Linked DNA regions of Mus musculus: regions 1 and 2 are each linked to region 3. A link is a loop called in an ENCODE intact Hi-C map of the cell type or tissue named here. Cell type or tissue: left cerebral cortex. All regions are shown on one strand. Each heading gives the region's core, and the rest is flanking DNA. Links, peaks and the distances in the headings are about the cores only. Region 1 overlaps Gm46120 (predicted gene, 46120). Region 2 has its middle 110 kb from the start of Adam10. Region 3 has its middle 17 kb from the start of Gm32074.

Region 1 (10,518 bases), core at 1,532-9,531, 78 kb before region 3:
AAGCACCTGAAAAAATGTTCAACATCCTTAATCATCAGGGAAATGCAAATCAAAACAACCCTGAGATTCCACCTCACACCAGTCAGAATGGCTAAGATCAAAAATTCAGGTGACAGCAGATGCTGGCGAGGATGTGGAGAAAGAGGAACACTCCTCCATTGTTGGTGGGTTTGCAGGCTTGTACAACCACTCTGGAAATCCGTCTGGCGGTTCCTCAGAAAATTGGACATAGTACTACCGGAGGATCCAGCAATACCTCTCCTGGGCATTTATCCAGAAGATGCCCCAACTGGTAAGAAGGACACATGCTCCACTATGTTCATAGCTGCCTTATTTATAATAGCCAGAAGCTGGAAAGAACCCAGATGCCCCTCAACAGAGGAATGGATACAGAAAATGTGGTACATCTACACAATGGAGTACTACTCAGCTATTAAAAAGAATGAATTTATGAAATTCCTAGCCAAATGGATGGACCTGGAGGGCATCATCCTGAGTGAGGTAACACATTCACAAAGGAACTCACACAATATGTACTCACTGATAAGTGGATATTAGCCCAAAACCTAGGATACCCAAGATATAAGATACAGTTTCCTAAACACATGAAACTCAAGAAAAATGAAGACTGAAGTGTGGACACTATGCCCCTCCTTAGAAGTGGGAACAAAACACCCTTGGAAGGAGTTACAGAGACAAAGTTTGGAGCTGAGATGAAAGGAAGGTCCATGTAGAGACTGCCATATCCAGGGATCCACCCCATAATCAGCATCCAAACGCTGACACCATTGCATACACTAGCAAGTTTTTATCGAAAGGACCCAGATGTAGCTGTCTCTTGTGAGACTATGCCGGGGCCTAGCAAACACAGAAGTGGATGCTCACAGTCAGCTAATGGATGGATCACAGGGCTCCCAATGGAGGAGCTAGAGAAAGTACCCAAGGAGCTAAAGGGATCTGCAACCCTATAGGCGGAACAACATTATGAACTAACCAGTATCCCGGAGCTCTTGACTCTAGCTGCATATGTATCAAAAGATGGCCTAGTCGGCCATCACTGGAAAGAGAGGCCCATTGGACACGCAAACTTTATATGCCCCAGTACAGGGGAACGCCAGGGCCAAAAAGGGGGAGTGGGCGGGTAGGGGAGTGGGGGTGGGTGGGTATGGAGGACTTTTGGTATAGCATTGGAAATGTAAATGAGCTAAATACCTAATAAAAAATGGAAAAAATAAATAAATAAATACCTCCCAATTAAAAAAAAAAAAAAGAAAATTGAAAAGAAAAGGGTAGGTAGGGACAGGTAGGGGGACAAGAGAAAGTTGTACCTTTGTGGGAGGTATGACTGTGTATGCTTATGTGTGTATATGCATATGTGTGTGTGCATATGTGTGCATGTATGTATGTATATGTGCACCTGTGTATGTGTATGTAGTGTGCACATATTCCTTTATGTGTACCTGTACATATGTGTATGTGTGTGTATAAATATGTATGTGCATGTGCAGAAGCATGGATACCAAATGAAGGCCAGAGGACAACCTTTGGTATCATTCCTCCAGTGCCTTCCACCATCTTGCCAAACAAGCTAAGATGGCTGGCCAGTGAGCCCAGGAGTCCACATGTCTCTGCCTGCTCAGCACTGGAATTACAAGCATGTGCCCTCACACCCAGGCTTTTTAAAAATGTGGGTTCTGGGGTATCCAACTCACATCCTCATGCTTTCATGGTAAGCAGTTTACTAAGGGAGCGATTTCCCCAGCCCTGACTCAAACTCCTTTTAAAAACCTTGACTTTTTCTAGTCCTCTAGCCTGGGAGCAAGCGCCCCCTGCTTGGTTTCCAGTGAGCATCTCCTCTCCTCCACGGGAAAAAACACAGGTTAGGAAACATCCATTTCTTACTGTTGACCCACTTTGTAGAACACTCTTGTGCAGGTTCAGCACGGTGATTACTTTACAGATTTGTGCTTTTAGGGCATCTGCAGGGGAGTTTACCCCTTTGGAGACTGGGGCTGTCCCTTCCTCAAGGATAGCAGTTCGTTTAAAGGTAATGACCCCAATTAAGATAGCCAACATGCCACCACAATGACTTCATTTGGTTACATTTTAGTTCAGTAATGCCAAGGAACCTTTGGAAAAGCAGCCCATGAATATGAAGGACCACGAATACAGACTGATCCACACGTCTGTAGCGGGGACAGTGCTATGAAAGCAGGGACAGAGTCAAAGGCCTGGAGTGGGGGACTCGGGCACCAGAAAACTAAGCACAGAGGTCTAATGAGCACCAGAGGGAGATGTTGATCCTGAGAAGAGAGAGATAGCGCTGCCAGGGCCAGCCCATTGTGACTCGGTAAAGTCAGCACAGCGCTAGAAAAACATTAAAGATAATCTTGCATGTCCAAAAAGAGAGGCTGGCTTTCATGAGAGCAGCAGCTAGGCAGAGGAAGCAGGGAGGACAGAACTGCCCCTTGTTTGGCTCTGCAGCCTCAGCAAGCACCTTTGGTTCCCTCTAGGTTTGCTCTCTTCCAATTTACAGAATGGAAATTTCAAAGATCAAAGTCCAAAGTTTTACATATTATATGTTCTGTAGCCAGATGTTTATCCCCCAATTTTTTATTTGGGAAAAAAAGTTAGGTCTATAGAAAAGAGAGAGCCCTGGGGCTAACAATAACCCCCAAGCTGGACCCACCAGTGACTGACATCTGTATCCTGTCTGCTTCATCTTCCTGACTCCTTTAGCTGATGAAAGACAGGAGGAAACACATGCATATATAATTATACTTCATTAAATCACAGACATTTGTGACATTTCATCATTAAATATTACAGCACATGCCTCCTCAGATGAAAATTCTTCTACATCCACCACAGCACAACAACCACACCCCAACAGTCACAGCTTAGGAGCTAAATTCTTGTGGTCCTGCCTCTACAACTCTGCCACGCTTTGCACTTGCTTAAAATTTTAGCCTTTGAGCCCACAAGGCCTCAATCTTACACAGAGACTATAGGCAAATGAGGGAATCTGGGAAGGAAGAGGTCCCCTTCCCCAGGAAGAGCATGACTGGTGGTTATTCTGTGCCAAGTGGTCAGTCTTGAAAACATACATACAGGTAACATATGAATGGAACAGGTTATATTTAGGAATGTACACACACACACACATGCATATATATACATATACATACACATGCATATATGTATATATACATATATACACATACACACATATATGCATATATATACACATACATATATGTATATATATATATATATATATATATATATATATATATATATATATATATATATACAATAACAACAAGTTCTTTTTAAGGCCTAGGAAATGAAGGAGAGCAGAGAGAGAACATGGGAAGGTTGGGAGGAAGGAAAAGAGAAGGGAGAAATGTTGTAATTAAATTATAGTCTCAAAAATATAAATTTAAAATTTAGCCTTTGAGATTCATTTGGCTTCCACTATTTAAAAACATTAAACATGGGATTGGAGGGCTGACACAGCAGTTAAGAGCACTTACTTCTCTTACAGAGGACCCAGGTTCTGTTCCCAGCACCCACATGGTGGTGCACAGACTTCTATAACTCCAGGTCCAGGGGACCCAATGCTCTAATCTGGCCTCCGAGGACATCAGGCATTGAGTGTGGTACAAAGACATGCATGCAAGCAGAACACCCATGCACATTAAACATAAATAAATCCTTCCAGAGTAGCCCCCTTGCGCTTGGGCTCCAGACACTCCCGTCACTGAAGCATCTTTGGAAATCTCATCTAGGTTGTGCCAGGGCAAGAGTCCTGCTTCCAGCTCGGGAGCTGGCTGCTGGGATGTGAATGTAGCTGCCCAGTTACCAAATCTTGAATTCCTTTAGAATTGGAGATGAATCCTTCACCCTGCTGCCTGTAGCAAGCTCACAGAAAAGCAGAGAATGCCATCTTAAATACCAGATGCCAGATTCTGCTGTTTACTTCCCTAACTTACGTTCCTCAAGCTTCCGTTTCTGCATCCATAAAATAAAGACAAATAACGCCCACCTCACAGGGTGTTCTGCTCAGGAAATGTTGGCCGAGTGAATCACTGAGTTAATTAATTTGCTGGGTAGATGAGTCAGAGTTCTTGGTTGCAAGTACTAGAAACTCTAGATAATGAACTGGGATGGAGAGAGAATGTATGGACCAAGCAGCAGTGAGCTCACTACCCAGACCAGGAGGCCTGAGAGCAGGGTGGGGCATGTGGCTGAGCCTGGGCACTCATTAGTGTCTTACCACAGAAAGAGAGGGTTATGACACAGGAGCTCTGTCCTGCCAGATATACCTACTCTCTAGGGCTCTGTGTGGCGCTTGGCTCCCTTGCTAAATAGAGGAAAAACAGATTCTGGTCTGCTTGGTGGTTCTCCTGGTTTGAGCAATTTGTACATTCAACAATGTGAAGAAACTGGCTCTGAACAGATTATTTTTTCCTTAGTCCAAGAATCCTGTTTTAAGCAGTTGTAGTTACTGTTTCCACTGAGAACTTGAGGCCTAATATACACTGGAACTTAGTGCATTCCCCAAAAGTGAAGATATGGGTGGGTGGGTGGATGGATGGATGGATGGATACATGGATAGGTGGGTGGGTGGACAAATAGCTCAACAGAAAAAACAACAGAGAAAGGAGAAAAAGGAGGAGGATGGGGAGAAGGGAAGAAGGGAGAAGAGGGTGGATGGAGAAAGAGAGGGAGGGGCAAATGGAGGAAGAAGAGAGACAGGGAGAGGGGGAAAGGAAGGAGGAGAGGAGAGGGAAGAAGGAAGGAGAAGAGGAGAGGGAGAGAGGAAAGGGAGACACAGGAGAGTGAGAGGAGAAGGAAGGAGAGCTGTAACTTGGGTAGTGGACTTAAGGGTGGGAGCATCTGAACAAAGAATTCAAGCTCAAGCTGTCTAGCACCAAGCCTGGAGGAGAGGGTGATAGATTAGGTAATTTAAAATTTCCTCTTCGTGCCAGAATTTTATCTATAGAGACAACATGTTTCTTGGCAATGATCTCTTAGGGAACGCTTCAGCTAGGTTTGCACGCAAGGTGCTGCATGAGCCTGCAGTATCTGCAGAGACGGTTTCTTAGCCTTAGAAAAAAGAGCCCGTGCCTGAAATACTTGCGGAGACAGTAATCTCTGTATTTTGGGCAAGATTCCTATAGAGTTCTGGGAGTTGGAGCCAGATGCTTCAAAGCCTCCCCTGTCCCTTGGCACAGGTACACCACGGGAATGTGGGCATGCCCTGGGAAGATGTTTGCAGCTGGCGAATCTCCAAAGCCAGCCTTGTGAAGGCTAGGTTAGGCAATGAGAACGTAGGATGGAGGCTCCTGCCACGTTCCAGCGGTGACACAAGTTCTGAAGGCAGGTGCACTGAGGAGTTGTACTCCAGATCGGAGGGCAGGCTGCCATTTTGTTCTGGAAGGTTCAATCTCAGCGTGGGCTTTTGGCAGACAGCGACCTGGAGCCGCAGCAGCCCGAGTATGCGCAAAAGAAAGCGACTCTTCATTTTCTGGAAAAAGAAAAGAAAAGCCAGTCCAATTCCAGCACAGTGATGGAGGCGTCCAGCAACATAGGGCCTCTTGAAGAGCAACTTCCCTGAGGAGGGGGTGGGGAAACAACACAGCAGGAGCAAAGGAAGTGGTGATTCTACGCTTCTTATACAGAAGGAAGTCAACAGAAGTAATCTGGAGCATTGAATCTGAAGGCCCTCAACTTCCTTCTAGAAGATTTCAAAGTGTGTCTGTCTGTCTGTGTGTCTGTCTGTGTGTCTGTCTGTCTCTCTCTCTCTCTCTCTCTCTCTCTCTCTCTCTCTCTCTCTCTCTCTCTGTGTAAATTCCAGAAATATATGTGCTCTGTTCTGTTCAAAATGTACAATCCCAGTTGTTATCCTCCATGCAGAGAGGCCTGGCCCAGTGCAGGCAAAGGGATGAACATGTCCCTGGGATGTCATTTCAGTTTTCACCCATCTTGGACAGGACCACATCTTCTCAGACTCCCTCTTCTGCTTACCTAACTCTATCTTCCTGGAACTTATCTGGGATGACTCAGCTTCTGGAATACTCTTCTTGCTCAGCTCTGCCTCTCCCACCCTCCCCCAATAACCATGTGAGCTTCCAACCCTGCTTGTCCCTCCTGAACCCTCCCATTCCTCCAATATCCTTTAAGGCTGGGATGTGGGAAATGGGGGAGGGGCTTGAGAGACATGCTGGAAAAGTTAAGAACCAGAGGATTAAAAGAGAATTAAAGTATTGAGGAGGAGAATGTCCCAGAGATTTTTGACTTGGGTTCCTTATGAAAGGAGGGCACTGAGTCGCTGAGGCCAAAAGGGCAGCTTTGGAATCCAGACTCTGTTTGCCAGGCATCAGTGATGCCTTAGATGCACAGCGTATTCACATGAATACTTAGTATCTTATCTGATGTTCACCCCAACCCAGTGACATAGAATCAATGATTTTTACAGACCCAACCCAGGAAGTTAAGACTTGGAAAAGTAAAATTACACACACACACACACACACACCAGAAGTAGGTTGGGAAGATATCAAACTGCTCAAATAGACTGGAGTCTTCTACACATGCCACACATGCTGACATTCAAAACAACTCTGGGACTGTCAATTGCTTCATATACATAAGAAATAAGAAAATAATGAGGAAAAAAATACATGTGAGAAAGCAGAGCTTGGTGATGCATGCATGGAATCCCCAGTACTCAGGAGGCAGAGACAGGAAGATCATTGTAAGTTTGAGACCAGGCTAGGCTACATAGGGAATCTGTGCCTCAAAAACATGGGAGGAGTTGGACCTTTGGCTCAGTGGTTGAGAGCACTTGCTGCTCTCGAAAAAGACCTGAGTTCAATTCCCAGCACCTACATCAGGTGGTTTACAACCACCTATAACTCCAGATCCAGGACAGCTGATGCCTGCCTCTGGGCTCCTTGTGCAGCTGCAAGAATGTATACATGTAAACATATAAGCACATATAATACACATAAATAAAAATAAATCTTCCAAAAATAGCCCACAAGGTAACTAAACATTATGCCTACTAACTGGAACTCAACATTATAATGGGCATAATGGGTCACATCTGATTAAAACATCTCCTACATGTTCTACTTGATTATTATTATAATACATTCTATACATTGATATTTTTACAAATCATGTTCTTTATAACGTCTGCTTATAACATTCATATCTTTTTAAGATATTCAATTACTTTTGAGACTCACTTTGTAAGTTTGAAGCTTTCCATGAGATGGGATGTAATATTATATAAAATAGTTTTGCCCCAGACGGATCATATATTCTAAGTAAGGGCAATAGTATCATATGAGACAAATTTATATATTTACAATTTGTTTTCTAAGATTCAGTTTCTCTTCATGAACATGTGTGTTATGATATGAATCCATATGGTCGTTCTGCTCCTGATTCAAAGTCACAAACTCTACCTGTACACACACACACACACACACACACACACACACACACACACACACACACACACAGGGCACACTCGGTGGAAGGAGCCTATGCTACCACCAGGTGGTGACAGAGTGCTGTGGTCTGTGACAGATATGGCTTCAAACAGTGGGGAACCCAAATTTGTGGGCTTTCCCCCCATTAATTAATTGATTTATTCACTTTACATCCCAGTTGCAACCCCACATCTCCTTTCAGTTTCCCTCCCCCCAGATCTTTCCCCAAACCCCCTTCACCTCTGAGAAGGGGGAGGTCCCTCCCAGGGGACCAACACACCCTGGCACCTCAAGTGATTAGTCGCAAGACTAGGCGCATCCTTTCCTACTGAGGCTAGACAGAGCAGCCCAGGTAGGGAAGCAGAAGCCACAGGCAGGCAACTGAGTGAGCCCCCACTCCAGTTGTTGGGACAATTTGTAATCATAGATTCTTGCTCCTTGCCTTGCTAGAGCATTTGCTGGAATAGTATGATGCAAGCAAGCTTAAGGCACAACAATTTTAAAGGTTTTTGCACGGGTTTTACACATTAGAGCATGGGAGAATCTTTCCCTTTTGGTCTCTCAGTGCTTCTTTTTAGCACAAATATCTTTGGCAAAAATATATAAATAAATCACTCAATCCGTAGGCTGCTTAAGGGTGAAACCCTCAAAAATCTCTCAATTATGTTGGACAAAAAAGTTCCAAAGCCCAGTTTCAAGCTAGGCCCCTGTCCAGATAATTTTCTCTACCAGCAAAGCTTTTAAAAGGGCAGCCCCTGGGGGAAGATGAGAATGTTAACATAATTTTCTGAATTGCTTCCCCGAGAAGTCTGTATTCATTATATCCACTTCCTGTGGTGAGGGTTAAGGGTGTGTTCCTGTCGGTAGAGTGCTAGCCTCACGGCACAGAGCTCTGTGGTCCATCTGAATAAAGATCAGAAAACCAAGGTCATCTCTGGTAGCGTACAGTTTGAGGTCAGCTGGGGCTGCAGGATACCCTGTCTTGAAGCAAAAAATAAATAAAAATAAAAAATAAAAAATACATGTAATATGATATAATATAAAGAGCAATGAAAAGAATTTGAAGGATGGTGGTAAGAAGGCTTTGGGAGGCAGCCATCTATCCCAGGATGCCCAACCCTGTTTCACACCTGTGCAGAGAAAATTTTAAAAAATGACTATTTCAAACCCTTTCTTCAAGACCTTCATTTCTTTTCCATTAGCAGAAGAAATGCAAGGGCCACTCCATCTGGGCGAGCCTCACAAACTCTGCATACTGAAGCACTCCCAGCCCCCCCCCCCCCCCCCAGTGTGTGTCCTTGCTGCTTAGCAAGCCGCAGGGAACACAGTGGTGACATAAGCATGGGCTGGTACAGAGGCAATGAGGACCACGTGGCTCATCGCACCAGCAAGCAGACAGGACCACCGAGAAGTCTCTGGTTCACCCCGTCAACACCTTGAGAGGCTGAAACTGACCTCTGGGCCCCCTCCACCCCACGTGAGGCTTCCCAGTGACAAGGAGACTAGAAAGAGTCAGCCTCACCCAGGTGACAAGAGGTCGGACCTGTGAGCAAGGGCAGCAGCTGAAGCTTCTGGAAGGATCTATCAGCCCAGCTGAAGAAGTAGCTCACCTCTCACATCTCTGCAGGAAGGCACAGATAGTTTGTGACTTTGAATCAGAAGCAGAGTAACCATCCAGGCTCATAATTCAGAGAGAGGGAAATAAGATAACTTGAAAAGGGGCAGCCCCTGGGGGAAGATGAGAATGTTAACATAATTTTTGGAATTGCTTTCCCGAGCAGGCTACATTCATTATATATTATATCCATTTCCTGTATTCTCTCATGTAGTCGGGCTCAGTCATAATTAAGCTTTTCTTCAGCACAAGTATTCTTTCTCCAGTCCCTGTTGTCAGGCGTGACGCTACTCACATATCCTGCAGTGCACACCTGCCACCTGCTTATGATGGAGAGAACAGGAGGATGTGTGGTGTCCTCAAAAGCCAAGATCAGTTTTGAGCCACCTCCAAACCCTCCAGGAGTACAGCAGATGCTGGCCATGGTGACGTGAGACACCTGGCTGGCCGAGCTATCTTGTGTGCCTCTAGGAGACTGGAGCAGGAGGAAGGGCAGCACGGAAACCAGGAGAGGGAACAGACAGTAAGCGAAGGTGGCAGAGTAGCCTGGGCTAGAACAATGACTGTGTTCACAGCAGTGGAGGCAGGGACTCAGGACAGCTGGGACTTACTGGTGACACAGAATGATCAGGTTCTGATGTACAATTAATTGTACAGTGTGAGGAGATATATGTTACATGACTGGCTTGTAAGTCTCTTTAAGAATAGGAGTCTTAGGAAGTCAAGGCAATTTTGTGCTACTGACAGACTCTCTGTGGCTCAGACCTTCCTCAGTTGGCAGGCAATAAAGCAAAAGGCCACCTGGATAGAATGGCTCAAAGGCCAGGCCTTCTGAGCACAGGAAAATTTGGCCATAACTCTGTATAGGAGTAAAAATCTACAGCCTTGATGCTTCAGCGCCTAGCTGGAGACCAGAGTGGTTCTCTGTGGAGAAAGAGAAGTGAGGTTTTGTCCTCAGGCCCAGGAGAGCACAGAAGTGAGCCGGTGGGCTCAAAGGCAAACACTTACTGGCCAACCCTTACCTGAAGAATGTAATCTCTGTAAATAGGAACAAGGGGAGAGAAGGGCAGAGAAGGAGGGGAGAGACAGGTGAGCATGCTCATGGAGTGGTCATGGATCTATGGAGAGCAATTGTGGGAGGGAATGAAAGCCTTTAGCTCCTGACCCTTTGTTTCCATTTGTCCAGGTAATGCTGTGGGATTATACTCTCCACTATCCCTTGTGCTTCTTGGCTGTTCCATCCGGCTCATAGGAAACTAGATCTCCTCACAACAGTGTTCAAGCAAGTACAAATGGACACCTCTATACCCATGGTGTCTCTGGCCCAGGAGTCAGCAGTCATGTGTGGGTTATGGCTCCACCCAGTCTCATGTCTCTGTAGGAACTGGGAATCCC
Region 2 (10,518 bases), core at 1,470-9,469, 210 kb after region 3:
CTAAATTTTAGGGGCTTCCTGTGTTTATTAGTGAGTCACTTGATTCTATCCTTCCATAAAACAGGCCTTCTTGTTATATTGCAAGAACTACACATTTCATTAAATACACCATTCCCTTATATTTTGGCTTCCTTGTAAATATTTTCCCAAATCTACCTGTATTTTACTTTATGTCTCTGTCTCTCTATGTCCTGTCTCTTTCTGTGTATCTCTGACTCTCTGCTTTTCTGTCTTTGTCATTCTCACTCTGTGTGTGTGTGTGTGTGTGTGTGTGTGTGTGTGTGTGTGTGTGCGTGCGCGTGCATCTGTAAACCCCCCTAGAGTTGGAGTTACCAGCAGTTGTGAGCTTTACAATGTGCATGCAGGGAGCCAATCTCTGGTCCTCTGCAAGAGGGCAAGTACTCTTTAGCAGCTAACAGCTGAGCTATCTCACCAACCCCTCCACTGCTGGTCTTAACTATATTATTTGCTAAACAGTAGTAGACTTTTTTTTTTTTTAACTCCAGAAAACCTGTATTACATAGGTTACTGGATTAGTTAACACTTCTGTTTCTACTGAATTACAATTTATACCAAATAAAGATTTTTCTCCTGAGTTGTTTTTTTTTTTTTTAATCCCCTATAGGCATTAATCCATCTGAAATGTACTTTTGTATTTGGTACAAGGATAGAGTGCCAAACTTTATTTTCTTCTATCTGGATAAAAACGAAGCCAACATGTGTTGAAGTGAATTTGCTTTTCAATGCAGAGCTACAATCTTACATTTATCATAAACCAAAAGTATATTTATCTTTTAGCATCCATGTTCCTGTTCTAGACCCACGCAAATGATTTCTGAATCTTTTTGTTTTGGTTAGCAGAGCCTTACACTGTAAGCCAGGCTGATCAGGAGCATACTGTGTGGCTCAGGTAGGCCTCAAACTCATGGCAATCCTCTTGACTTCAGCCCCCGCCCCCACCCCATCCCCACCCCACCCCCCACCCCCTGTGCTGGGATTGCAGGCACGAGCTGCCATGCCCGGGTGGATTCAAAACCCTTACTAGCATATAGACACTGTGGTATGTTCACAGACTTTCACATGGAATATTGGGTAACTATCAAATTTATCTGTAGTCCCTGTTAATTTTCTAACTGGGCATCAGATAAGTATAGAGATAAATATAGAACTAACCTTTTCTTCTATGAGTACTTGCTCAGGAACACTATATGTTTAGCATCTGTTCAGACATTGCTTCATGTTCAACAAGATATTACATATTCTTTTCTAAAACTTTCGTTTTAAAAAAGTACTTGGTTGCTGTTGTGAGTGAAACCACTACAGTTCTACTTCATGGGACATATTGTTCATACATGGAATGTCTTTTGAGTTTATTTATTCTGTATCTGTTCATCTTATCAAATCATGTGACACATGCCAATTCTAGTTGCTTTTTTCTTTTAATTAGGATCTCATGGTGAATAACCATCTCCTTACTAACACCACGTATTCTGCTGATTCCACATCCTCACACTCCAGGGTTTTTCAGAACCTTCCAGATGACATTAACACCCATGGTGGGCACTACTTGATTCACTACAATCTGAATATGCCTCATAGTAGACTTTGCATTTAGAGCTTTGTTGGGGGATTTGGCAAATAAGCCTTATTGTATTTAAGGATTTTTCTATTTTTTATTCGTTGCTGCTGCTAAAATTTAGGAACTGCCCATATAGTATGTTTTCCTCCTTTGTTAATTATATAAGGTTTAGAAAGGGTTATATAATTATATATAACTGAGTTAAGAGTACACACTGCTTCTGCAGAGAATCTGTGCTCAGTTCCCAACACCCATGTCACATGGCTCAGGGCCACCTGTTAACTGCAGCTTCAGAAGGCAGTGCACCCTCTTTTGGACTTCATGGGCACCTGCACTCACTTTGCACACATGCATGTACACACACACACACACACACACACACACACACACACACACACACACACACATATTTTAAAATGATTTTTAAAAAATAGGTCTGGGGAGAGATAGCCCAGTGGTTAAGAGCACTAGCTGCTCTTCCAGAGGACCCTGGTTCACTTCCCAGTACCCACATGGTGTTTCACAATTATCTGTAACTCCAGTCCTGGAGAATATGATGCCTTCCTCTGGTCAGTGTGGGCACAGAGCATGCATCCTGTCCTGGTACAGGTACAAAAATATATATCCAAGCAAAACACCCATACAATTAATACTAAAAATGAATATTTTAAAAGGTAATATAAATTACATTCATGTATTTCCTAATGCTGGCCCATACTGCATTCCTAGAATAGAGACTCCCATAGCCGCAGTGCATTGCTTATTCCATTACTGGGTATCACTTACTAAGATCATAGTTCAACTTTTGTACTAATTGCCTTTTTATGAATTATTTATATTGTGTGCATAGATGTTCGCATCATGCCAACAGCTCATGTGTCAGGTCAGAGGACACCTTCCAGGAATGGCTTTTCTTCTCCCCTATATGGCCTCCAGGGATAGGACTCAGATTATGAGGCTTGGTGGCAAGTAAGCCATCTTGCCAACCCTCTTATTTTCATGATATCAGCCAATATCTTTAAGGGAGGTGACTTTTTTTGCATATTGATTCTACAGCCATGAACTGAGGTTTTAGTCTTGATAGTATGCTGGAAGGTAAATCTTTGATAGCACATATTAATTGCACCAAAGGCTTTCACTATGACGTGTTCACATTTGCATATGCTATATTCTCATCCCTTTCTCCCATTCTCTTCTTCCTCTTCCTCCCCTTCCTCATTCTCCAGCTCTATTAGTTCCTCTTTAGTTTCATGCCCTTCTTTTATAATGAGTTTTTGCTTTTCTGATACAGCATCTCACTGTGTAGTCCCAGCTAGCACTGAATTCAAGATAACTGTCCTGGCTCAACCCCTTGAATGGTGGGATTTCAGTCATAAGTCACCACACCCAACAATTTTAGAAATTATGTTCATTTACTTGTGGCAGAGTGGGCAGAGACATATGTAGAAGTCAGAGGACTTTGAGAAGTGGTCCTCTCCTCCACCAAGTGGGTTCTGTGGGTCACACTCAGGATATCAGGCTTGGCAGCGTCTCTACCCCATTATGCAATCTTGCTGGCCCTTAATCCTTGCTAATTAAAGAAAAGGTTATAGCTGTAAAACCATATATTTTGTGCTTTTGCTTGTAACATTCTTAGAACCTCAGCTTTTATATTACACATCACATTCATTTTTAAAGAGTTGTGAAGCACCTTCAGGCAAGAAAGATTCAGAGAGACATACGACCATAATAATGAATAAAATAAAGGCTACCATAAAAGCAGAAAGCAAGAACTCTCCGGTTAGAACAATTCTGAGGTACTTGGAATGGCCATAAGCCACTGACCATGGACAGCAGACACAGTGCTTTGTTCAATATTAAATTTAGGGTCAGTCTGTAAACTCTGTCGGATTTAAAGTTCAATAACTCAGTCTGTGATCAGGAAGAAAACTAAGGAGAATGGTGGCATTCCTCTGCATTCCTAAAGTTACTCTTTAAAATATATGCAAATATAGACTGGAGCGGCTCAAAGCACTTGCCTAGCATAAGCAAAGGCTGGCTCAACTCCAGCACAGTGAATGTGAGGTGGTGTGTGTTGGCATATGGTGACAGAACACGAGTGTGTGTACCCTTGTGTGCTCACGAGGAACCCAGAGCAAAATGGCTGACATCTTTCTCCATTGCTCCTTGCCTTATTGCCTTGAGATGAGGTCTGCTGTTGAACCTAAAATTCTTCTCTTCTGTTAGGCTGGCTTACCAGTGAGATTCTGGGATCCACCTCTGTCTATTCCATAATGCTGGGGTTACAGGTACACAAGGATTTTTACATGGGTGTTGGGGATTTGAACTCAGGTCTTTATAGTGGTAAGCAAGTGCTCCTATGGAGCCATCTCCCCAGCCCCTAGTCTTTCTTCCTGGATGACAGTGGTTTCTAAGCCTGTCCATATTCTTCTGCATGGATTTATATAAAAATGGTTTTCTTTTCACTGTTTTCTAGACAATCTAAAGGGCTTGCTTTATTTTCTTCTTTATACTAAAGGTTATCAAGGATGAATTTCTCAATTAATTAAGCTCAATTAATTAAGCTTAATTCTTCAACAATTAAGCTATTTTGGTTATTTTTAAATAATTTCCAATTTTATTGAATGTTGCTATAAAGACAAACAATTTCTAAATTTCTCAAGACTTTCTTTGTAATCAAGTAGATTGTAAGTCCTTACAATGTTTTATTGGGTATATGAAAAAAATTCTGTTTTTTACTTTACAACTATCTATCTATCTATCTACATATATATATCTATCTACATATATATATGTAGATATATATATATATATATATATATATATATATATATATATATGAAATAAACTGCGTTTGCTAGCTGGATTATAGTGGTGTACATTTATAATTCTAGCACTTGGAAGCTGAGGCAAAAGGGTCATGATGTCCAAGCCTGACTTTTTAGTAAGTAAATAAATAAATAAATAAATAAATAAATAAATAAATAAATATAGTTTGTTGGTTATAAATCAGAACCAACCCTGAAAGTTTTAAAATCTCCATTTTTATTAAACTGTATTTGCAGTTCCATTGATTATCATAAGCTTATTAATGTGGTTCTGATTCATAAAATGTTCTTTATAATGCATTTTATAGTGGTTTTAAGCCCAAACTCCTAGGGCCCTCACACTAGGTAGGCAAATACTCTACCACTGCACTATCCCCACTTTCATTATGCCTTACTATCTTTATCTCTTCACTGTCAACATTTTTTTAAAAGTTACAACTTTATTTTGGAGTGAGCAAGATGGCTCAGTAGGTGAGGGTACTTGCTGCTAAGCTGCTACTCTGAGTTTTATCCCTGGGATTCACATAATGGAAGGAGAAGAATAACTTCAGCAATTTGCCCTCTGACCTCACTTTTCACTCACTCACACACACACACACACACACACACACACACACACACACACACACACACATGCACCCTACTCAAATAAATTTAAAAATGTTAAACCTTTAAAATATTTTTCTAGATACATTATAGATAAGTAATTTAAAATTTTTACTCAACATAAAGTCTCTAACTTTAATGGGGAAATCTGGCCCACTTATACTTAGTGTAATAATGAGACCTCAGGATCTTACTGGCTTCCTTTACTAATTGTTTATTCTTTTCATTTATCTTTATTGTTATACATAGATCAAATTTCCCTTTCCATCTCCTTCATTTGGTTTCTTTTGTAGAGTTTTGGGTACTTTCCCCTTTCTGTTGCTCACAACCAAATATTTTTTACCAAGTTATGAAAACTAGACACATATTTCTTCCCACCAAAATATTCTGTTCCTCCCCTGCTTCATTCCTCACACCAGACCTCAAGACTGCTTTCATTTCGCCTCCAGAAGTATAGCCTCTCTCCATGGGAGAGCACTGGAATGTCTCTTTTCTTCCCGCCCACTCCCATGCCCAGATCTGCTGAGATTCGCTTACTATTTTTAGTAGCAGACTATAGAAGCGTTGTCGAGGCAGATGGCGATGTGATCCACTCAAGAAGGGAAAAGACTTTTGCAGAGTGGCAGGCCAAAGGCCCTTCACAGACAGAAGAACAAGTATCTCTTGTCTGAATAGCAGGTATTGAGATATATCTTGATTTGCGTTCAGTCTTCTGTTTTTGCTTTAATGTTCTGAGATCTCATATTCTTTTAGACCTTCCCAACTCTTCTGTAAACATGGAATTTAATTAACCACCACCAAGTAAAAGGAAATGGAAACATTCTTTGATCTTTCTGTAAAACTTAGTGAGGCAGAGGCTGGGGGAGTAGGTTGGTTGACAGGGGGCTTGCCTAGCAAGCACAAAGCCCTGGTTCCATACTCAGCACTATAGCAACCTAGTGTGTTGGGATAGACTTGTAATCCTAGCACTTGAGAGGTTGAGGCATGAAGATTAGAAGTTCAAAGACATTGACTACTTCACAGTAAATCTGAGGTCAGCACTGTGCTGACTTAGGAAAAAAGCAACACCCAGGCGTGGTGGTGTTTGCCTTTAATCTCAGCACTTGGACAGCAGAGACAGGTGGATCTCTCTGAGTGCAAGACCAGCCTGATCTACAGAGTGGGTCCCAAGCCAAGCAAGGTTACATAGTAAGACTTCATCTCAAAACAACAAAACAAACAAACAACAAAACCACCAAACAACAAGAATAATAACCAAGAAGTGTCTAAGTGGAGGGCCAAGCTGCAGGTCTGCCAAGGTCCATTTCTACATTGTCCTTTTTCCCCTCCGGGACGGCCAGTTTCCAGGTTGTAGTTGCAGTACAGTTAGTGAGCAGACTAAAGTCAGCACAGGTCTTTCTCCTGCTCCTCTCTTGTTCTTGGAGCTTGCCTGCGAGTACGTTTTCTCACCACTGATGCCTCCCAGAACTCAGATACAAGTCCCTCTCCATCTCAGAAACTCCTTACTTTCCATTGTCTCTTCTGTCACACGCATGCTCTTCTGGATTTCTTTTCAAACGCTTATGATGCCTGCTTTATCCAACTCATCTCTTGAAAAATCCAAAGCTCAAAATTATGCTTTTGGTCCAGAAAAGCAAGCAAACAACCAAACAAAAATAGTGAGCTAAAATAAATCTTTCCTCTCTCTGAGTGGATTGTCTCAGGTATTTTGTTACAACAGAAAGTTGGTAAAATGGTTCCTGTTGTGAGCTTGCTTGACGAGATCTAGAATCAGTTTTGGACTTCTGAGTGTGTGAAGGGAATTATATCCCTTATATTAATTGGCGTGAGAAGACCCATTTTGATTCTGGAAGGAACAATCCCTTGGGCAGAAGACCCAGAGGCATGACTATATAAAATGGACAGAGACACTTGAGCAGCCACTTCCTGGCTGTGCGTGCTGCGTGATCAGTCCCTTCCCACCCCTGCTGCTCTGGCTTCTCTCCAGGATGCACCAGACCCCTCAACAGTAAGCCCGAGTAAACCTCTTCTCTCTTAAGTTGTTTTGGCAACAAGAAGACAAGAAGACACTCATGACTATTCCTAGACTTGGACTAACCACAGATCTACCATCCTTTAAGCACATTTGAGAAGGGACTTAATAGGAATTTGTCTTAGCTCAATATGCAGTTATTCATGCAAACACAGGTTGGTATTTGGGTACCCCACCCCCACCCCGTGCAAGGTGCCTTATATATATTCTTTCTTCAGCACACTTCCTTAAGGCAGTTAATATTATACTTGTTTCACAGATGAGAGACTAAGAGCTTTACTTACCTTTGCAAGGTCACACAGGTAATGACCCATCAGCTCCTTCCTTACAGATTCTGTCAGCTATAAATGTAGCTACTGCTGCAATTAGCAACTGACACCATCCTTTACACTTTAACCCCCAGCATCCTTCATCCTCGATTCACCATCTCTTCATGTTAGGAAGTCACTGTGCTTGATCCCTACACTCAGAGTCTTGGGGTTATCGGCTTTGCTCTGAATCCTTTTATAGGGGCTGTTGAGGTGGCTCAGCCAGTAGCCGCACTCACTGCCAAGACCACTTCTCTAAGGCACCTTCTGACCTCTACATGCCAGCCCTGAAGGGCTGCAGGGAAAAACCACAGTCAGTGAGTGAACAGGACTTGCCAAAGCCTCTGAGTGTAAGGCATTCTGTCAAGAGTTTGACCAAATGCTGCAGTATGTGACTTGAAATGAGTAGATTGGGGAGGTGGGGACAGCAAATGAGAGGTACACCATTTAGTCTAGCAGGAGGGCTCCATGTCCTGAGCCCAAGTTTATAGCATTCATGATATTGAGGACATGGTTTAAAAGTCCAAGGGCCTTTTATATCTCCTAGACTACTAGGCCAACATCCTAAAGAGAATCACCAAGCATGACATTTGCTAGGTTACTCTCCTAGCTGCTCACAAATGGAAGTGTCAAGCAGAAACAAACAAACAAACATTAAAAACATTTAGAGGATTCCAAATGACTAGGGTTACATCTAACAACATAATGGCCAGCATACAGCCAAGCCAGTATCATTAAAATCACTATGCACACCATTTAACCCTCACTCGGCCTTCTGGTTCCAGCAATGTTTTCGCACACCCTTTCCCTTTCTAACTAGGCCCTGCCTCCTCCCTCAACACTTACCATAGCTGGGATGGCACACTTTAATTCCATGCGTGCTTGATTAACACTACCATCTATTTAGCCTACTGGACCACAAGCTCCACCAGGACAAGGACATGGTTAAGTTCACTACTTTATTCTTAGGTAGTAGTGGCCTTGCACAACAAGCCCTTAAAAAATAACCCATTCAGAGCCAGCAGGGGCTGGCTCCTCAGATAAAAGGGATTACCATGCAAAACAGACATCCTGAAGTTTAATTCCTGGAGTCTACATAAAAAAAGTCAGATGTGGGGCTATGGCTAATCCCAGTATACGACAAGATGGGCGGCAAAGGCAGAATTGCCCAGAAGCTAACGGAAAGCCTGGAAAGATCAATGCAACTGCAGAAAAAACGAACACCCCACCTCAACAAGGTGGGAGGCTACAACTGACTCCTTAAAGCTGTGTACACACACACACACACATACCCCAGAATAAATAAGAGAAGATTTATGCCTGATACTGGACAAAGGGCCACAGGTGGGGAGGACATGGGCCATAATAGGGGAACCCACTACTGTTGTTTTGATAAGTGGACATGTTGTGAAGCTGCCATCTAAGTGTTTATATCTGTAGAATAGTGCTGCTTCCTTCTGCAATGGGCAGCAGTCAGTGAAGAGACCCATACCTGGTCAACATACGCAAGTGACTTGAGTACTCACTCAGCCGCCACAAGGCTCAGAGAGCATCACAGAAAGTGGGTTGGAGTGTTGGGAAATGCTGTCTTCTAGCAGCTGTGGTCACCTGCACAAGATCAGGCAGTCAACAACTCCATCATGGATATGGAAGGCAGCCATGAGGCAGCCTCTCTCTCTCTAGCTGAGGAGTTATTAACAATTGATGGGTGATAGGGAAGTGTGTGTGTGTGTGTGTGAGTGTGTGTGTGTGTGTGTGTGTGTGGTGGCCACTGATGGCTTACTTATACTCATGCAGGCAGCACTAAGTGGACACAGTATGTTATTTTAAAAGAATATAAACAGGAAACTGGACAGGGTACATGCTGGAATTGGAGCCTAGCAATTGTAGGTGATTATAAACATGTAAAAACTACCAAAGAATACAAAGTATTTAAAATAATTTTTTTAATGTCTGGTTTTAAAAGGTACTTTTTCTGTTTTCTGTATATGAGTGTTTTGCCTACATGTATGTATGCCTGTAATGCCTGTGCCAGCAGAGGCAGAAGACATCCTTTGATCCCCTGGGACTGGATTTACAGCTGGGTGTGAGGTACAATGTGGGTGCTGGGAACCAAAAGCAGGTCCTTTCAAAGAGCAGCCATCTTAACTGCTGAGCCATCTCTCACTAAAGTAAATAATTTTTCAAACAATCTGTCCAGTGAGTGACTGAAATGAATAACCAGTCCACATAGTTTAGCGACTATGAATAGTATAGGACAGAATTTCTATCCTGCTGATATGGTGAGAGGGGGCAGAAAAGTGTTAACAAAGATGTAAATATGGGTACCAGGACTATCACAGAACTAAATTAGGAAACATGAGTAACATACAACACTTTAATCTGTAAAAGCTGACAGTCAGTAACACACAAGGTTAACTCCGAAGCCCAAGTCAGAGGGGAAAAAGGCCAGTAAAACACGCTATGACAAGCACAGTAACCCGTCTATCAGCATTACTGAGCAGACTCAGCCTTCCTGAAGTGAAAACTGAAAACATTTTTTTCACTTTTCATGACAGACAACCCACATCATGCCAAATTATTCTAATCCCCTTATAGTCGGGGTGGGGGGAGGCAACCCCAGGATACCTTTTAAAAGATACATTTGAACCTCCAGGGATCAGTGTTACTTAAACAAGAAAGATGGGACTCCAGTTTACTGTACTGAGCTACTTAACATTTATCCCAAAATACAGTTTGTGAGTTTACTGTGGTAACTTGACCATTATTCCTGATGTATAACAGAAGACAGTTCTTTTCCTTAAGTAGTTAGCAAGTCACACAATACTGTGAAAGTAAGGAGGGATCAAACAGTTGCTTATGAAGACTCCCAAATGACTGATAGTTTCAAATTTTACCCTCATACTCAAAATCAATTAATCATTCATTGGAACTGGAGCAGAATATAATTAATCATGTTAGCTTGATTGGTTCAAGCTTAATTCCACTAAAAAATCATTATGAAACTCATCATGAATACAGGTTATAAATACAGCCTTGAGTAAACCTCTCTATATGAACTCAATCCATATTTAAAACACTTTTAATGAAAACATTTAAATATAGGTAGAAAAAAACAGTATGCTGAATTGTTAAGTACCCCATTGCCTAGCTTCAACAATTACC
Region 3 (10,518 bases), core at 790-8,789:
TACATATATACTCATATATATAAACACATACACATGATACACATACATACACACATACATAGCTGTACACATATATACACATATACATATACACACACATATACACATATACATATACACACATATATACACATGTACACACATTCATTCATACACACATATATACACATACATACTTACACATATACATACATAAACATACATACACATATGCATACATATATACACATACAGACATATACACATACATGCATATACATGCACACACAAATATACACACATATACATGCAAGTGTACCCCAAATCATGTGTGCACACATGAATATACAATGCACAATAATAATCAAGAGAACATGCCAAGTAACTAGAGAGAGAATGAAAATTGAAGAGATTAAACAACTTTTCCAACTCTGCACAAATTGATAGGGATACAGACAGGATTTTGGCTCCAAATCCATTATTAGTCATCACTGTAATACAACACCCAGGAAAATCGGTTTGAAAGGAAGGAAGGTTGTGTCAGATCATGTCTCAGTCTTGGCTGCCTTTCTATGGTCTTTTGAGCCTGCGGGAGAGGCAGAAAGAATATCATGGCAGGAACATGTTGAAGAATACTGTTCACATCATGGTAGCCAGGAAATGGGTGGGAGCTGAGGTCCTGATATGTCCTTCAAGGGCATGCCCCCAATAACCTAATTCCCTTCTACTAGGCCCCACCTCCCAAAGCCTCCATTAATTCCCAACACCCCTAACAGGTGACAAAGCCTTTAACTCCTGGGCCCTTTGGAAGATGTTCAAGATACAAACTAGGGACTGGAGAGGTGGCTCAGCAGTTAGGAGTGCTCACTGCTCTCCTAGAGCACCAGAGTTTGGTTCCCAGCACCGATGTGAAAAAGCACACAGCCACCCATAACTCCAGCTTTAGACAGTATAACACCCTCCCTGGCTTCTGCAGGTACCTGTATTCATGTGCATACATATACACACATCCATACACACATGCACACAAAAACAATAAATGTTTTTTTAAATCCAAACAATTTTTGTTTGAGAGTACTCATTCTCAATAGAGAGAAAAGGGCCCTGAGAGCCTTAGCAACACCAGGCTATAGGTAATACCCTGGATCTTGGCCAACAGCAGTCGCATCTATAATATGGAGAGAGAATTGTGCATTCCTCATGCATAGCGTTGTGGCCAGGACCAGGCCACTCGAAGACACAGACATCTGTCAGCCAGAAATATTCTTGAAGGGACTCAAGTCTGTGTGTTTGTCTCCAAGTGGGGTGTTCTCTCCATAGATGTCCCGTAGTGATCCCAAAGAGATGATCACTGTATGTCTGCCAAGTGAGGACTACCAGTCAGTAGATCACTTTCCAAACACTCTTGTGTTTAGCTTTTTCTGGAAACATCAGAGCCAGCCCAGTCCCAGCCTCTGCCAGGCATTTCCCTTGTGCTGGACCTGCCAGAGCCATACCTGGGCCCACAGCTGGGCCTGTCTTGATTGGGAACTGGAGTCCCTCCATTGCTCCACTCTTAAGGAATATAAGTTGCCTCAGTTTGAGCAGATACCAGTTTTGTTACCAGGTCTGAGATGCTAATTTCTGCCATGATTCCCTGCTCACTACCCTACATGCCACCTGACAGCGACTGTCTGCTCGGAGCATCCCTACATCAGAGAAATGCATCCTGCCAGTAGCCTAAACTGGACCTCCCTGCCACCCACCTAACATCCCCACCTATCAGGGAACACCCTAGCCCTTGCCATGCTTCCTGAACCCCAAATCCTCAAACATGTGTTCCTTGACATCTCTCACTGCAGAGACAGAGACTCTCTCCCATGTATAGTCTGAGCTTTAACAATCTCATCTATTCTTGGAGTTTCAACCAATGTGAGGGATGCCTGTGGGGTGTACAGTTCATCTTCAAGTAAGAATCAACTGTGTGGTGAACCATGGAGCAAGAAGAGTAAGAGAGAAGGAAGTGGGGGGCCTGACTGAAGACTGTCCCCAGCCCACTCTCTATAACAGAGGGCAAAGCCCAGGTTTAATGGAGCCATGAGTGCAGAGAAAAGCACAGACCGGCACAAGGTCTTTGCTGGATGAATGAATGAATGAATGAATGAATGAGCAGCTGTGCTTCCCACTCTGGGTCCTGGTGTGCTTTCTGAAGTTGTCCCCCCTCTTGGTATAGCACACACGCAGGGTCAGAAGAAGAAAAGGACAGCTTCGAGTTGGGGAGATGGCTCAGTTGGTTAAGTGCTTGCCTTTCAAGTACAAGCATCTGACCCACCCTCAGAACTGACATTTTTTTTTAAGCTAGGCATGGCGAAGCACATTTGTAATTCCAGTGCTCAAGAGGTAGAGCCAGGCAGATCCATGGGAACTTACTGGCCAGCCACCCACCCTGTCCTATTTGGTGAGCTTTAGGCTTGTAAGAGACCATGTCTCAAAAAAAAAATGGTAGACAGTATCCCGAGTAAACACCACCTACCATGCACGCACATACATGTGCGCTTGTATGCACATGGCCACACATGGAGTCAGAGAAGGAAGCAGCTAAAGCCAGCCAAACCCCAAGGGGGATTCCCTTCTTGGAGCTCTACCCCAGAGCTCACCCTGAGATATCTAGGGGAGCCTCCCAGTACACCCAGGAAAGCAGAGAAAGGGAGAATGGATGGGTAGCCACCCAGCTCCCACTGTCTCCTTGAGAGAGCTACGGCCCATCAGCTTCTGATTCCTCCTAGATGTGCTGGGTTTACTTGGCCAGCAGTGCTGAGCAAGCCCCGACCCTCACGATCCAGTTAAACCCTCCAGAGCCCCTGAGCTAGGCAACACTACCTCACTCATTTCACAAATGAGGAAACAGGTGTGGGGTTAAAGATGGTGTCAGGATCAACATCCAGCTAAAAGCCACGGAATAGAGGTGTGATCTCCCCCTTTTATACTGAAATGGTGCTACTTCATCTTTAAAATATCAGCAATTTTCTCACATGCTCTGTTCCCCCAGAATGTGTTATTTTTGAAACTAGCAAGGAACTACAGGATGGTGGAAATGTAAAGGCCTCAGAGACATGTTGGTCCAGCCCAGAGTGGGAGAAGAAGAGAGAGGAGACAGGCGGTTAAATCCTCCCCACTCTGTTTGCTCTGCTCCTAAAATAAAATAGAGCAGAAGATGGCAAAGTCCATGTATTTGAGACTCCAGCATCCCCCTTCCCATTTCCCTGGAGCACGCAGATGCTTAGAGCCTCCGCTGGGGTCTGTGATTTAGAAAAGGACAGGCCTGTTGTGGTTCCTCCCATAAGACCTCTTTCGGGGTCCCTTTCCCATCACACTGCCAGAATTACTTCAACTCCAGCAGCCCGAGCCTCCTGGGGATTGGCTCACGAGGATAACTGCCCCACCCTTCCACACATCGTCGCCTCCCATCTGTGTCCCCAGCTGGCATCTTCTGTTGCTATACCAGTGACTTCATTTTTCACTCTTAGCTAAAAATGGACTTCTTATGATTTACCCCATCCTGGTGTTGACACACTCACCAAGTTGGGCGGGGCCCACTGCCAGGCATCAGGGCCACCAGCCTGACTCACCAGCCAGAAGTGTAGGGAAACTGGATGCTGAGAATCCAGTGACAACAGTCACTGTTCCTCCTATCACCAGGACTTTGTCCTTCGACCACATGGCACCTACATTCCTGGAGAGGAGATGTGAGTGACAATCTGAAACCCTGTGACAGACAGAACAGGAAGCCCACGGGTCTGTCACAACCAAGCCGATCTAGGCTTGTTTCTCAAACTCAGGGCCAAATGCTTAGTCCCATTACAAAGCTGTCTGGAAAGGAGGGAGCACAGCCCTCTTCCATTCTCCCTGATCCTAAAAAGCCTTGGTACTGAGAGCCTAAATCCTTAGAGATAATTGGTCCCAATCTTATTTTATAGAAAAGAATTTGAGGCTCAGCAAGGCCAAGTGACTTGACTAAAGTCACACAGTGAGCAAGGGCTAGATCCGGATCTCCATCTCCCTTGTGTCCTGTCTACTCACCACAGTATCCTGAGAATTAAGCTAACCGGACCTCCTCTCTCCTCTGTAAAGGAAACAAGAACGGATAATAACCTTTCAGTAGGGATGGCTCAGCTGAGATTTCAGCTTTCCTCTTTGTGCTAGTTACATTTCCTGTTGCTATGGCAATGGTGAAGTCAGGGAGGATGGGTTTATTGTGGCTCACAGTTTGAGGGTATAGTCCCATCATGGTGGAGACAGACAGGCAGCAGGAGCTTGAATGGCTTGAAGCAGATGTGCTCAGCTCACTCTCTCATTTCTATTCAGTCTAAGAGTCCAGGCCATGGAACAACACCCATGGTAGTTGGAGGAGGGGGGTCATCTTCCTATAGCATTTAAATCTATCTGAATATCTCTTACAGACATGCCCAGAGGTCTGTTCATATAATTGACAAGTAAGATTAACCATCCCAGTTCTCCCAGCCCTGCTACAGATGGCCTGTGTGTTTGGTAGGCAGTCTCTTCTGGTCTGCTGGTGGGATGTGGAGATACATGGAGTTTGGTAAAGAACTGGTGTCTGGGTCTGTGCACAAGCTAAAGATGATCTGCCTGCTGTGTCCTGGTTTAGACAAGAGCAAGTCACCCTTGTAAGGCTTTCTGGCATTCCATATGGCTATTAAATAGTGCCCCCGTATCTCTCTCTTTCTCTCTTCCCAGTAAAAGGTATATTACCTCAGGACAAATTTAAAGACATGGGATCAGTGATAACACAATTATCTAGATTGGACTCCCTCACCCAGCCCAGAAATCCCCTCTGTAGCTTCCTGAAGTGTTTCTGCCCTGAGCTGGGATACTGGGAAAAGCAAGCAGCCTTTCTGCCCTTTGTAGCTGCACAAATCCAGCAAACGAGAAGGTGCCAGACTTTAGTCAGCCTCACCCTTCAGCTGCAGTCTAGGTAAGTGTTTTGTCTTTTCAAGATCATAGCTTTGTCTTGGCTCATGACACAGAGATAGCCTAAAGCAGACGTAGCCATTCTTGACCTTCTCCCGAAGATGAAACTTCAGAATAGGGACAAACCAGGCTCCTCTCAATTTCTTTTTCCATCTAATTGCTGTGAATGAAGATGATTGATATCAGATAGATAGGTAGGTAGATAGATAGATAGATAGATAGATAGATAGATAGATAGATAGATAGATAGATAGATAGAAGATAGATAACAGATGAGAGAGCAGATTGATACATACATACATACATACATACATTAGTAGATAGTAGTTAGCTATCCAGGTATATAATAGATATAGGTAGATAGATGATAGATATGTAAGATAGTAGATATATGTATGTTAGATCAAAAATATATGACAAATATTTGCTTATCTATTAGATATACAAATGTATCTATTAGATAAATGATAGATAAATAAGATAGTAGATGGAGATCAATTGATAGTTGATAGACAGACAGGCAGAAGCACACCTATCTTCTGTAGAGATACTGAATAAGGAAAAGTATACAATTCAAACTTGTCCATCCACTTCTCACTAATAATTTTGCCAAAGGTCTGAGCAAGGCAGAGGCGAGTCCAGACACAATGTTCAGTCTCCTTTTTCCTCTTATTTTAATAAAACAGCAGAATGCCTATTTGGGCTCACTGTTTCAGAGGCTTCGGTTTACAGTCACATAGGGTCTGTGGAATATGGCACACTCCAGTGAGCCCCCAAAATAATATTCACATGCAGAACTTCTTCCTGCTCTCTTAGGCAAGTTAGAGCCACCCTGCCCTCACCCCACCCCACTCCTGAACCTGTCAAATCATTGCCCAAGAGAATTTGTATTCAGAACTCTTTTCTTTGTCTGCTAAGAAACATAACTCATTTTGTAATAAAATATTCCTGGGATTAAGTTCTTAGACACACATGAGATATTAGCTCCCATAACTATTTAAAAGTAAATCTTCATAGCACAAGAATCAAGTGCATAAAAATAAGAGGCTAGTTCTCTCTCCCAGCCACCTCAGGTTTTAGAAGTTTAAGCATCACTGTCAGGAGCCCAATATATGGCTCAGGTTTCTTCTGTGTCCATCCCTCCAAAGCTTCCATCTCACAGAGAACACCACTCACATCCTGATACTGTATGGAAGATCTATGATCTCTGTTCTATTTTTATTTAATGTGTGCACATGTTTGTGTGTGCACGTTTGTGTGTGCACATGTGTGTGCATCTGTGTGGAGCACAGAGAGTAACAGCGAGTGTCTTCCTCAGTTGCTCTCCACCTTTCTTTTGAGACGCTGTCCCTTACTGTATTAGTCAGGGTTTTACTGCTGTGAACAGACACCATGACCAAGGCAAGTCTTACAAAAAACAAAACATTTAATTGGGGCTGGCTTACAGGTTCAGAGGTTTAGTCCATTATCATGAAGGTGGGAGCATGGCAGTATCCAGGCAGGCATGGTGCAGGAGGAGCTGAGAGTTCTATGTCTTCATCCAAAGGCTGCTAGTGGAAGACTGACTTCCAAGCAACTAGGGTGAGGATCTTATACCCACACCCACAGTGACACACCCATTCCAACCAGGTCACACCTATTCCAACAAGGCCACACCTTCAGATGGTGCCACTCCCTGGTCCAAGGATATACAAACCATCACACTCACTAAATGGAGAACTTGCCAATTCACCTAGATTATTTGGCCAATGAGCCCTCCTGTCTCCTCCTCCCCTGTTCTAGGATTATAAGTGCACATCATTGGCTTTTCTGTAGGTTCTAGGGTTCAAATTCAGGTCTTTACTCTTGCTTGGCAAACACTTTACCACTGAGCTATCTCTACCTCTTCCATTTCAATCCCTTTTTAACTAAAATAATGTATATAAACCTCATTTGTCATGCAAATATTTTGGCATTTACTCCGTTCATTTCCAGCCTCACACAGTTATCTCTGTTTTACAGTTTAAATAGTTTGAGTCTCTGCAGGCTAAATAACTTCCCAAACCCTAGCTGTTCTCTCTGCTTGCCTTCCAAAGCTGGCACCAGGAGATCCACGTTCTGCGCCGAATGGCATTGCTGAGAACACTGAAAATTAGTTCAGTCTTTTCTGAGACTAACTTGGCAATGTTTAACAGCAATAAAATAGTCCATGCCCTTTTGAGCAATGATGTTAAAATTTATTCTAAGAGAGCAGATAATATATCTGCACAGAGAGGCTTGTGAGAAGCATGGTTATGACAGAGAAGAATCCATGAAATTAAACAGCCACCTCAAAATCTTCATTCACAGAACAAACATTTATTGAGTGCCTTCTCTGTATTAAACATGATTCTTACACCAAGGGTTCAGCAGTGGAAGGAAAAAAATATATGGAGAGAGATGATTTCTGCTTTCCTGGAGAGGTTTTATACCCAACTATCTTTACTCATTGGGCCATCTCTCCAGCCCCTACCCTAAAAAGTTGCACTTATCAGAAAAAAAAATGTCTGGTACTGCTTCAGCTTTTCATTTAGATCAAATATAGAATCCCACTCCTCAGTCATCCTGGTCACATTCGAAGCAATGAACGCAGCTGTGCTCAGTGTTAAGCTGTACAGCTCTGGGTAGAAGGTGGAGGCGGCCTGGTGTTTCCCTGAGGCTGTGTGAGTTTGAAGGGAGAAAAGAAGTCTCCCCAGCAAACCCTCGTCTCTCACTTCGATCAAGGTTGCCCATGTGCAGGTTTCATTTTTGAATGTTTATACACACACTTGGCCATACGTGTCTAAGGTCTGTTTCCTGAGAGCTTGAAAACACCAGGCCTCTGTCCCTTTGCTTCTGGGAGTTGTAGACCATCACTATGTTGTCACCCACTGGCTGTCACGAACTGGTTAGAACTGCTGCCTGGGATGCCAAGATGGCTCAGCAGGCAAGTCACTTCCTGCCAAGCCTGATTACCTGAGTCTGAACATGGTAGGAGAGAGCTCACTCCCGAAAGTTGACTTCTATGCATGTACCTACACACAAATAAATAATAAATAACAACAAAACCAACATCCCCGGACTGGGTTGTTCATGCACAGACTGGAATTGAAGAAAGGCTGGGCTACATGGTTTTCACCCTCTAGAACTCCCATTATATTTTCTCTCTTTGTTGCTGTGGCAAAATAACTGATAAAAAATATGTCATCTGTCATGAGGAGAAGGTATGGAAGCAGAAGTGACTGGCCATGGAGACAGGAGCATGAGGCAGCCGGTCACTCTGCATCTCCAGTCTGGAAGCAGGGAGATAAACATCAATGCTTTGCTGGGTTAGACCTTTCTCCCCTTTTAGTCAGCCTAGAGCCCCATCCCATTCAAGAACACTCATGACACACTCATGACACACTGAGATGTGTCTCCTAAGTGGTTCTAAATCCAGTCAGATGAGTCTAACAATTACCCATCACAGTGATGTTCTCTATGAATCTTCTATACCGGTATGTGCCTGGACATGAGCACATGTGTGCACACATGTGCAAACACACACACACACACACACACACACACACACACACACACACACACACATGATTTAGTCAGCTTATGTGTATTTCCCCCGACTTCCAGTAAAAATAATGTAGCTGCCCACACCATTTCCCTCAATTCCCTGTATCTGGAAAAGAAGAGTTTTTCTGCTTCAAGAGGCCCATAAGAGGCATTCAGGACAGTTTACCGGATGAATCCATGCATGGATAAACAGATAATGGATCTGAATAGGATGCTGCAATACCCACAGAGGCCCAGAATGCCTGCACTCCAGACTTTCCCGGCGCATTGGAATCCCTGGTCCCTCTGTGAGGCTCAGCTTTGCTCCCTCCTCCTCCTCCTGGCTCTTAACCTCAGAGCTTTCCAAGAATCATTTGAGTGTAACCTCAATAAATGTTTTTCATAATTGAAGATATTCCAAACTTACAGCCAGCAAAGCTCCCAGCATGAGCAGAAGCCAAGTGAGGCTTTGTGCTCGTATAAAGTCAGGAGATTAGCATGCAGAGTGAGCCAAAACTACAAACTTAAAAATATGAGAAATAAGGCTACGGACGTTTTTCTGGAACCTTAATGTCAGCTTATTAAAAGAACATCCATCACCCCTGCTTACTGCTCTTCCCCGAATGGCACTCGTGAAACTCAGCTGTGATTTCCTCTAATGGTCCAAAGTTATCTCTATGTGTGTCTCTGTATCTCCCTATCTCTCTCTCTGTCTCTATCTCTCCCCATCTCTGTCTCTGTTGTGTGCCTCTGTATCTGTCTCTTTCTGTCTTGCCTCTCTCTGTGTCTCTCTGTCTGTCTGTCTCTGTGTGTCTCTCCATTTCTATCTCTCTCTCTCTCTCCCTCTCTCTCTCTCTCTCTGTGTACCTCTGTGTCTGTCTGTCTGTCTGTCTCTGTCCCTTTATCTTTATCTGTCCCTTTTATCCCCTATCTCCAGGTCTCTGGGGAATATGGTTGTCTAGTTCTAGGAATCTGATGGCAGGGAGAAAGGGGGCAGATGGAACAGCTCACCTGTTCATCTTTTCTGAAACATCTTCTGGGGAAATTCCTCCACAGACAGAAAACCCTGATACCTCTCAACAAGTTGTCTCCAGCCAATCACGCAAGACCACGGAAGTGGGGAGTCAGTAGGAGTGTGGGAGGAACTGAACAGAACAGGGCAGATTTCCATAGGATGGGATGTTCATCCAGGCTTCTGGACGAGGTGTGTCCCAGCAGAGATATTCAGAATAGAACTTCACTTTTGTGAGCCTAGGAGAAATCTACACAATTGGTATTTAGCCTTTTTTGTTGTTGTTGAATGAAAAAATAAATCCTCCCTTTTACCCACAAAGTGGAGGAAACCTTATCCTATGTGATTTCATAGGGCACACAGGGAGGCTGACTCCAGGGAGATCCACCTTTGCTCAGAAAGTCTCGGGTTGGAGAGATATAACTAAAATATGCTCTTGAAGAGTCTCCCTCCCATTCCTTGCAGGCAGTGCCATCTCTCTCCCGATGGCCGTGGAGAACAAGATTGTAGTCTTCCCTCTGTGTTCTTCATTTTCCATTGCTGCAGCAGAAATCTGAGAGAAACAACTTAAGGGGAGGAAATCATCTGCCTGTGTCCACTGAAGAAAACAGGAAGGGAGGGGGCTGCAGAGATGGCTCAGCCTTTAAAAGTTCCGACTGCTCTTCCAGAGGGCTGCTGGGTTCAGGTTCTCACACCCACATGGCCGCTCACAACCATTCTGAGTTTCAGTTCCAGGGGAATCAAACATTGTCTTTTGGCCTATGTGGCTGCTTATATATATATATATATATATATACATATATATATATATATGCATGCAGCCAAATACTCATAGATACAAATAATTAAATAAATGATTTTAATTATTATATATTAATGTGTGATATAGTTTTAATCATTATATATTTAAATACTATATGTTTATATCTTATTGTGTTTACATATTTACATTGTGTTATATAATATGTATTTATATATTATTTATACATTACATATTTTTGTATATACATCAAGAA

The links. Hi-C counts contacts between places; a loop is a spot of excess contacts. Peaks named below come from ENCODE experiments on the same cell type or tissue, not always from the same donor. Only the 100,000 strongest peaks of a DNase experiment are listed, where the experiment ranks them.
Region 1: a loop joins it to region 3, with 10 times the contacts of the local background. A loop is called at or near these places in 5 of 42 quality-filtered maps.
Region 2: it touches region 3 in a loop (2.2-fold over the local background); 2 of 42 quality-filtered maps call a loop at or near these places.

What each region holds. Positions count from the first base shown.
Region 1 is chr9:71,071,152-71,081,669 of GRCm38, reverse strand. It overlaps Gm46120 (predicted gene, 46120), which reads right to left. Exons shown (of 2, transcript NR_168672.1): 2 at 5,145-5,533. Among named protein-coding and RNA genes, the nearest start is that of Gm46120, 7.3 kb to the right of the region's middle. In left cerebral cortex, for the core only: CTCF peaks have their summits at 2,267 (motif pointing right) and 7,606; DNase peaks (open chromatin) are centred at 4,027, 5,241, 6,060 and 7,611; H3K27ac peaks cover 2,771 bases.
Region 2 is chr9:70,783,912-70,794,429 of GRCm38, reverse strand. No RefSeq gene overlaps it. Among named protein-coding and RNA genes, the nearest start is that of Adam10, 110 kb to the right of the region's middle. In left cerebral cortex, for the core only: no CTCF peak of the experiment used is centred there; DNase peaks (open chromatin) are centred at 3,692 and 5,537; H3K27ac peaks cover 915 bases.
Region 3 is chr9:70,991,920-71,002,437 of GRCm38, reverse strand. No RefSeq gene overlaps it. Among named protein-coding and RNA genes, the nearest start is that of Gm32074, 17 kb to the right of the region's middle. In left cerebral cortex, for the core only: no CTCF peak of the experiment used is centred there; DNase peaks (open chromatin) are centred at 3,084, 3,476 and 4,138; H3K27ac peaks cover 2,925 bases.